2 separate regions of the Mus musculus genome follow, and region 2 is linked to region 1. Evidence: chromatin contacts called from ENCODE Hi-C or POLR2A ChIA-PET data. All regions are on one chromosome and are shown on one strand. The core of a region is the stretch at or near the end of the contact, and the rest is flanking DNA. Distances in the headings are between cores, read along the strand shown. Region 1 holds the start of Dazap2 (DAZ associated protein 2). Region 2 holds the start of Bin2 (bridging integrator 2).

Region 1 (3,240 bases), core at 305-2,804:
AGTCAAGGAAATGTAAATACCACAGTCTTTATGATACTGATTTAATCCAAATCAAATTAATATAAATACTTAATGGGAACTTAAAAAATACCCAAGAGAGTTCCCTAACATCCTTTAGTTAGCGCAGCCTAGTTAGGGGATGCTCTGTGTGCTGACAGGAAACCAAAATGGAAATACTGACCCGGAACCTGGGAGGCCGAACACAAAACTCAAGTCTGTAACCTGTCCTTTAGATCAGTTTTTCTTTTCTTCTCGAATGTTTATTTTTATATGTGTGTCGGCGTGAACCCATGACACTCATGCGCAGGTCCCCAGGCTGAACTAGATCAGCCTCTCAGGCTGCTGTGCTTGCCGACTGGACGAAACTGCATTTACAGGACGCCACGCAAACTGTTAAATAGACACCTGACACACAAGCAAGGCCTTCGGTGTCGGACGAATCAGGAGTCCGTTCACCAAGGACCTCTCCCTCCAAAGCCTGCCCATCTACTTGACCACGCACAACACGAACTTCTGCAGACAGCTGCGGCGGTCGGTTCCTCTGTGCATCTATGAGAGCGCGTTCGGTTGCTCAGCAGATATTCTGGAACGAGGAAACGGGAAAAAATGTGATCACTGTCCTAAGAGACGTCGTCGCTACTCTTCTGGACAACTGAGCGCGGGCTAAACCACTCACAACATCTGTAGGGAGTTTTCAGGTCCCCGTAGGACGTGCCAGGCCAGGGTGCAGGTGCTGGCTGCGTCCCCTCAGCTTGTGCTGGGGCACGGTCTATCTCAGGACAGGGGGCGGGGCGCGGGGACACGGTCCATCTCCGAGCACGAAGCCAGGCGCTGGGCCCTCAACAAGAGGCCTGGAAGGACCAGAACGGCGGACAGGCTAAGGTCTGAGGTCTGGGCTGCGTCTCGCAGGCACTGTGGAGTCGTGACAGCCTGTGTTCACACCTGAATTTGGTGAGCAGAGGCGACTCACAGTGAGGAAGTCGCCCTGAGATGAGCTGACTCCGCTTTCTTTAGGGCGGGGCCGCGCAGAAAGGAGGAGCGCGCGGTGAGGGAGGGGTCGCGCAGGGAGGGCGGGGCCGCGCAGAAAGGAGGAGCCCGCGGTGAAGGCGGAGCGTTCAGGGAGGCGGGGCTAGCGGTGCGGTGAGGGCGGGGCCGCGCGGGAAGGAGTGGCTCGTGATAAGGGCGGGGCGCACGGTGAGAGCAAGGACCGCGGTGAGGGCGGGGCCGCGCAGAGAGAGCAAGGAACGCGGGGAGAGCGAGGAGGGCGGGGCCTCGCAGGGAGGGCGGGGCAATTAGTGAGGGCAAAGCGCGCGGTGAGGGCGAAGCCGCGCAGGGAGGGGCGGGGCCGAGCCCAGAGGAGGCGCGCGCCGTGAGGGCAGAGCGCGCGGGGAGGGCGGGGCTTCCGAGCAGAGCAGGGCCGCGAGCGCCCTCCTTGCCGCGACTGGCCGGCCTGCGAGGGGGCGGGGTTTCCGGCGGCGGCGCACTCGGGCATCTCCTGACGCAGAGTGGACGAACGTCACGTGACACGGAAGTGACTCCGAACAGGAAGAGGACGAGAAAAATAACCGTCCGCGACGCCGAGTGGGAGCGGACTCAGAGCCACCATGAACAGCAAAGGCAAGGCCGGGAAGTGGCGGGGGCCGTCGGGGAAGCGGGCGGGTTCGGGTCGAGCGGGCTGGGGGACGTCGGGCCTGGGGCGGTCTGTGCGGCTCTCTTCAGCGGGCCGCACAGCGCGGCCGCACCTGACGTGGCCGCCCCCCTCCACCCCCACAACGCAGCCGCTCGGCCCTCTGGGCCCCGACCCCATAAACCGTGTGGCGCAGTTTGGAGCCGCGGGCTCCTGTGTGTGGGGTGGGGGGGCTTTTCCGTGACGGACAGCGGCTGGAGCGAATGGCGAGCTAGAGCAGGGATTTGGGGAAGCCAATGGAGGGCGGGCGGAGGCGGGGCGCCGCGCCTCGGAACAACAGGCCTCGGCCGAGCTTAACTGCTGAGGTGCCGGCTCCGCTGCACGGCCCAGGCCCTCGAGGACCCGTTCTCGCCCGCCGGGGACTTCTGGCGCTTCCTCCTCGGGGCCCGGACTCGTAGCCGCCCCTGTGCGTTGCTAATGTTTGTGAGAACATGGTCGCGTTCCCCACCCCTCCACCCGCCGCCCTTCTCACGGTTAACTTCCAGTCACTCACTCTTTGGAGGTCGACCTTGACTAGGAACCCGTGAGGTAAACACTGAGAACCGTGGGTCCCACAGAGTCAGGACTGGTTACAGCACAGCCCGGGGGAGATCACCCAGAGGAGTCCCCTAAGACACCAGCAGTCCGGAGACCCCGGAACGGGTCCTCAGACCTGCCCTCTATTCGAAAGGGAACATGGCCAAGTTAGCCTCCATCAATCAGTATGCTAGTGGGAACGGCGCCTTCTGCCCAGTCAGAAGCCAGCACCTTCGGGCGCGAGGGTGCCGAGACCATCCTTATTTTCCTGGCTCTAAGAAATAAGGCAGCCTTATTTGCAGCTCTTCTGCTTGCTCCCCACCCTGTGCACCCTGGCCCGTCTAGTAGCTCTGCTTACAAACTTGTTTTTATTCAAAGTGTGCCTGCCTCTGCCTGTGTAAGTGTCTGTGAGTGTGAGTGTAGGTGCCCACCAAGGCAGAAGGTAGCGTTGAAAGGAGGTTGTGTCATATGTGGGTGCTGGGAATAGAACTGGGGTCCTCAGGAAGAGCAGCACTTTGTCTCACACACTGAGCATCTTTCCTGTTTGCCACCTCCCCTCCTAATCTGACAGACAACATCTCTCCTCCCCTTTTGTATTCCAGGTCAATATCCAACACAGCCTACCTACCCTGTGCAACCTCCTGGGAATCCAGTATATCCTCAGACCTTACATCTTCCTCAGGCTCCACCCTATACTGATGCTCCACCTGCATATTCAGAGGTACTGCAGTTTCCTAGACTTGTAGCTAGTTGAGAACACTCTTGGATCCCCTTGTTAAGTCTTCAAATCTGACTTCACAAGCAGAAGGATGCTCTGTGAATCATCTAGAACTTAAGGTGAAAATTACCATTGGAATTGAATGCAGTATCTGATTATGCTATTTGACACATGCTGACTTAAGCTGAGTTTGGGTCCCTTGAGCACAATAGTAGCTGTGGACGCAAATGACTCAGAATACTGTGTGCCAGTGACTATAACCAGTGTGTAATCTGCAAACACAAGAACTAGGAACAAGGGGCTAGAGAGATGGCTCAAT
Region 2 (3,240 bases), core at 359-2,858, 54 kb after region 1:
TGTTAGACTCCAGAGAGGCAAAGTTCAGGTAGGAAAAGTAACAAAGGCTGCGCACACAACTTTTATTTTCCTCTTGTCTTTCACACGATCTTAAAAGACTGAAGAATACAGAGCCCCTCCCTTCCCCTGTGGTCCTTTACACCAAGGACCTCATACATCTGTACCCCGTCAGTAATGTGAACCCCATGTGGGGGGAGCTGGGTGCCCTTGATCTACTCCAATGGCCTCTGCACCACCTTTACAAGGGAATACAAATCTTTCCATTGCTAAGTGTGCTAGGTACTTTACAGCCTCAAGTTCATGAACCCTCTCCTTTTAGCCCATGTCTCTTCTACTACAGTGTGGGTAGATGGTGGCTAGGCAAAGGAAGACTCTGGACAGGTAACATCACAATGCCTTTTAAGTGTGTAGGGAAGGGGCTGGGACGGAGCTCAGTTGGCAGGGTGCCTGGTTTCCTCAACCAGAAGCTGTAGGTACAACCTTCAGCATCTAAGAGATGTGATGACACATGCTTGCAACCCAGAAGATAGAGAGAGACGGGAGACCAGAAGTTCAAGGTCAAAGTGAGTTTGGGGGTGGGGGTACAAGAAACTGTCTCAAAAACATGTGAAGGGTGGTAAGAATGGGGTTCATACCTATGACCTTAGCTAGAGATCTCACCTTGAATACAAGACCAGCCCAGTCAACACGGTAAGACCCTGTCTCAAAAAAACAAAACAACCAAGCAAATAAAATAAACAGCGTGAAGAGTGTCTCCATAATCCATTTTCCCTTTTTTTTTTTTTTTTTTTTTTTGGAGACAGGGTCTATGTAGTCTAGGCTGTCCTGGAAGTCTCTGTGTAAACCAGGCAGATCTTGAGCTCACAGAGATCCTCCTGCCTCTGCCTCCCGAGGGCTGGGATTAAAGGCGTGTGCCCATCATTTGAATGGACTGGCAAATTATGGGAAGGACACCCAGAGGCTGTGGATCACCATCAAGGCAAAAGAATAGATGTAAGAAACTGGGGCTGGCTACTGGACACACGAGCTCCCCGCTCACCCCGAGGTAAAGAGTAGCTCAGGCTGGTCTTAAACTCAGTAATATAGCCTCGGATGCCTTGCGTTTTCTATCCACCCGCCTCCGTTTACACCAGTTTAAACAACACTCAAGTGTGGAGAACTGTGCAGTGTCCTGGTCCTCAGTGAATCCCCCAAGTCAAATTAAGTGGGGCGACTCACTGCCACCGCAGCCGCTGTCTCTTACTTTGGGGACAAGTATCTTCCAACTCATTCATCACCTGAGAGACGCCAGCCAGCCACCCTTGCCTTTGCGCTAGGACAAAATCTGTGACAAAGTTGACCACCACCATTCGTTCCTTCCTGTCGCCTTTTCTGGGTCAGGCTGAGGGTTGCCGAAGGCTCCTGCGAAACAGCTGTCTCCTCAGCTGCTCCCTTCTCTCCCACGTCGGCCAATGTTCGTGGACACCCATTCCCCGCCCGTTCTGGGGCAGCAGGACCCTTTCTCCTCAGGCTGCCTACCTTCTCCTGGGCCCTGCTGAACTTCTTCTGCATCTGCTTGGCGAAGAGGCCAGCCGCTCCGCCCGCCTTGCCCTCTGCCATCCTGCCGGCTGCGGGGGCGCAGCCTGGACCTGTGGTTTCTAGAGGCCCCTGAGAGGAAGTGCGTCCTCCCAGCATGCCTTGCGTGATGCTCAGAGGGCGGGCCTTCACACCCTTACAGCCTCCTGCTGGGGCGTGGTCGGCCTGGACCACCCAATGCCACCTCTCGAGGACCATTGGAAACCCATCACTACCCAGATTCCCGAGAGGACCACTGCAGCCCACCACTGGCCATCACGGGAGGACCTTGGGACTCCATCACTGCCCAATACTCCAGGTGTACCACTGAAGCCCCATCACTGTCCAACTCCCCAGGTGGACCATTGGGGTCCCATCACTGTCCATGTCCCCAGGAGGACGACTAGGACCCCATCATGGTCCAGATCCCCAGGAGGACCATTGGAACCCCATCATTGTTCAGCTCCCCGAGAGAACTACTGGGGCCCCCTCACTGCCCAGCTCCCTGGAAAGACCACTGGTCACCAGGATGGGGTCCACAGAGGCATCTGGAGCTGGGAGAGCAGCTAAGCTGGTTCTGAGAAGTTGGCAGAGAACGGGTTGTTCAGGGTGGATTTTGGTGCGCACACACTCTTAAAACCAGCTTGGAAATGCTGCCCCTGCAGTAGAGAAAGATTCCCCTCCCCTCCCCCGCCCCCACCCTTGAACGGGCTCTTTGAATGTGGACCGTGACTCATTGGTTCCATACCCGAACAGCATTAGAAAGTGAGGAGACACAAAAGACTGAGTTTGGGCTGGAGAGATGGCTCAGCCGTTAAGAGCACCGGTTGTTCTTCCAGAGGTCCTGAGTTCAATTCCTAGCAACCACATGGTGGCTCATAGACATCTGTAATGGGATCTGATGCCCTCTTCTGGTGTGTCTAAAGACAGCTACAGTGTACTCTATATAAATAAAATAAAATGAAATGAAATGAAAAAAAAAAAAGTAAAAACCAAAAGGCCCAGTTTCATCCAGTGAGGACGTTTAATGGACCAGAGACCACCTACCAGCTGCAGGGTATTGATGCTGAGTGACCATGGCTCAGCCTGGATGGCAGCTTAACCAGTTCTAAGCCTGGGAATTGTGGGGACAGAGTGCAGAAGGTGAGCATAATCCAGATCTGGATTGGAAGGGGAGAAAGACTGGAGAGATGGGGTCCTCAGGAGACAGGGTGCCATTCATAATATGCTAAGGAGGAGAGGAGGGGAGAGGCCTGAACTGGACAGAGGAGAACAAGACTCTCCAGGCAAAGCATGGAGCATTATATGGACACAGTGTGAATTTAGTCACAGATTATACAAACTGGAGTGGGGCTACAGAGATTACAAATCTGGTTTCTCTAGGAAACCGGTCTTCCAATGAACTTACACCTGACCACTGAGAAAGGATAGCCAGAAAATAGGGATACTAGGTTTGGGGAAACATTTATTCCAGAATCTTAGCAAGCTGGTAAAATTCCCTCAAGGAAAGAAAGAGGTCACAACAGGCTTCCTGTGGGAGAAGGCAGAAAGAAGCTGGAGGTCTGCCACAAAACTGCCTGCTTTTGTTTTCTGTTTCTTTCATCTAAACAGACGATGCACTAAAGGTCAGCGGTGTACCAGGCATACACCAGGAAGCCAGGCAGGAAAGACGACTCTGATCTCCAG

What was found. Hi-C counts contacts between places; a loop is a spot of excess contacts on that map. ChIA-PET counts read pairs that join two places held with the same protein, here RNA polymerase II (POLR2A).
Region 2: a loop to region 1 is called in a map of mouse trophoblast stem cell, with 2.1 times the contacts of the local background. The contact joins the promoter of Bin2 here to the promoter of Dazap2 in region 1. A Hi-C loop is called at or near these places in 2 of 37 maps with a recorded cell type or tissue (Patski and mouse trophoblast stem cell). POLR2A ChIA-PET finds 5 or more read pairs at or near these places in 3 of 5 experiments (all embryonic stem cell).

The regions. Positions count from the first base shown.
Region 1 is chr15:100,614,108-100,617,347 of GRCm38, forward strand. It overlaps Dazap2 (DAZ associated protein 2), which reads left to right and starts at 1,555. Exons shown (of 4, transcript NM_011873.2): 1 at 1,555-1,617; 2 at 2,806-2,924. The coding sequence starts at 1,605. It overlaps C330013E15Rik (RIKEN cDNA C330013E15 gene), which reads right to left and starts at 1,003. Exons shown (of 2, transcript NR_045701.1): 1 at 677-1,003; 2 at 33-583.
Region 2 is chr15:100,667,895-100,671,134 of GRCm38, forward strand. It overlaps Bin2 (bridging integrator 2), which reads right to left and starts at 1,609. Exons shown (of 11, transcript NM_001270537.2): 1 at 1,519-1,609. The coding sequence starts at 1,599.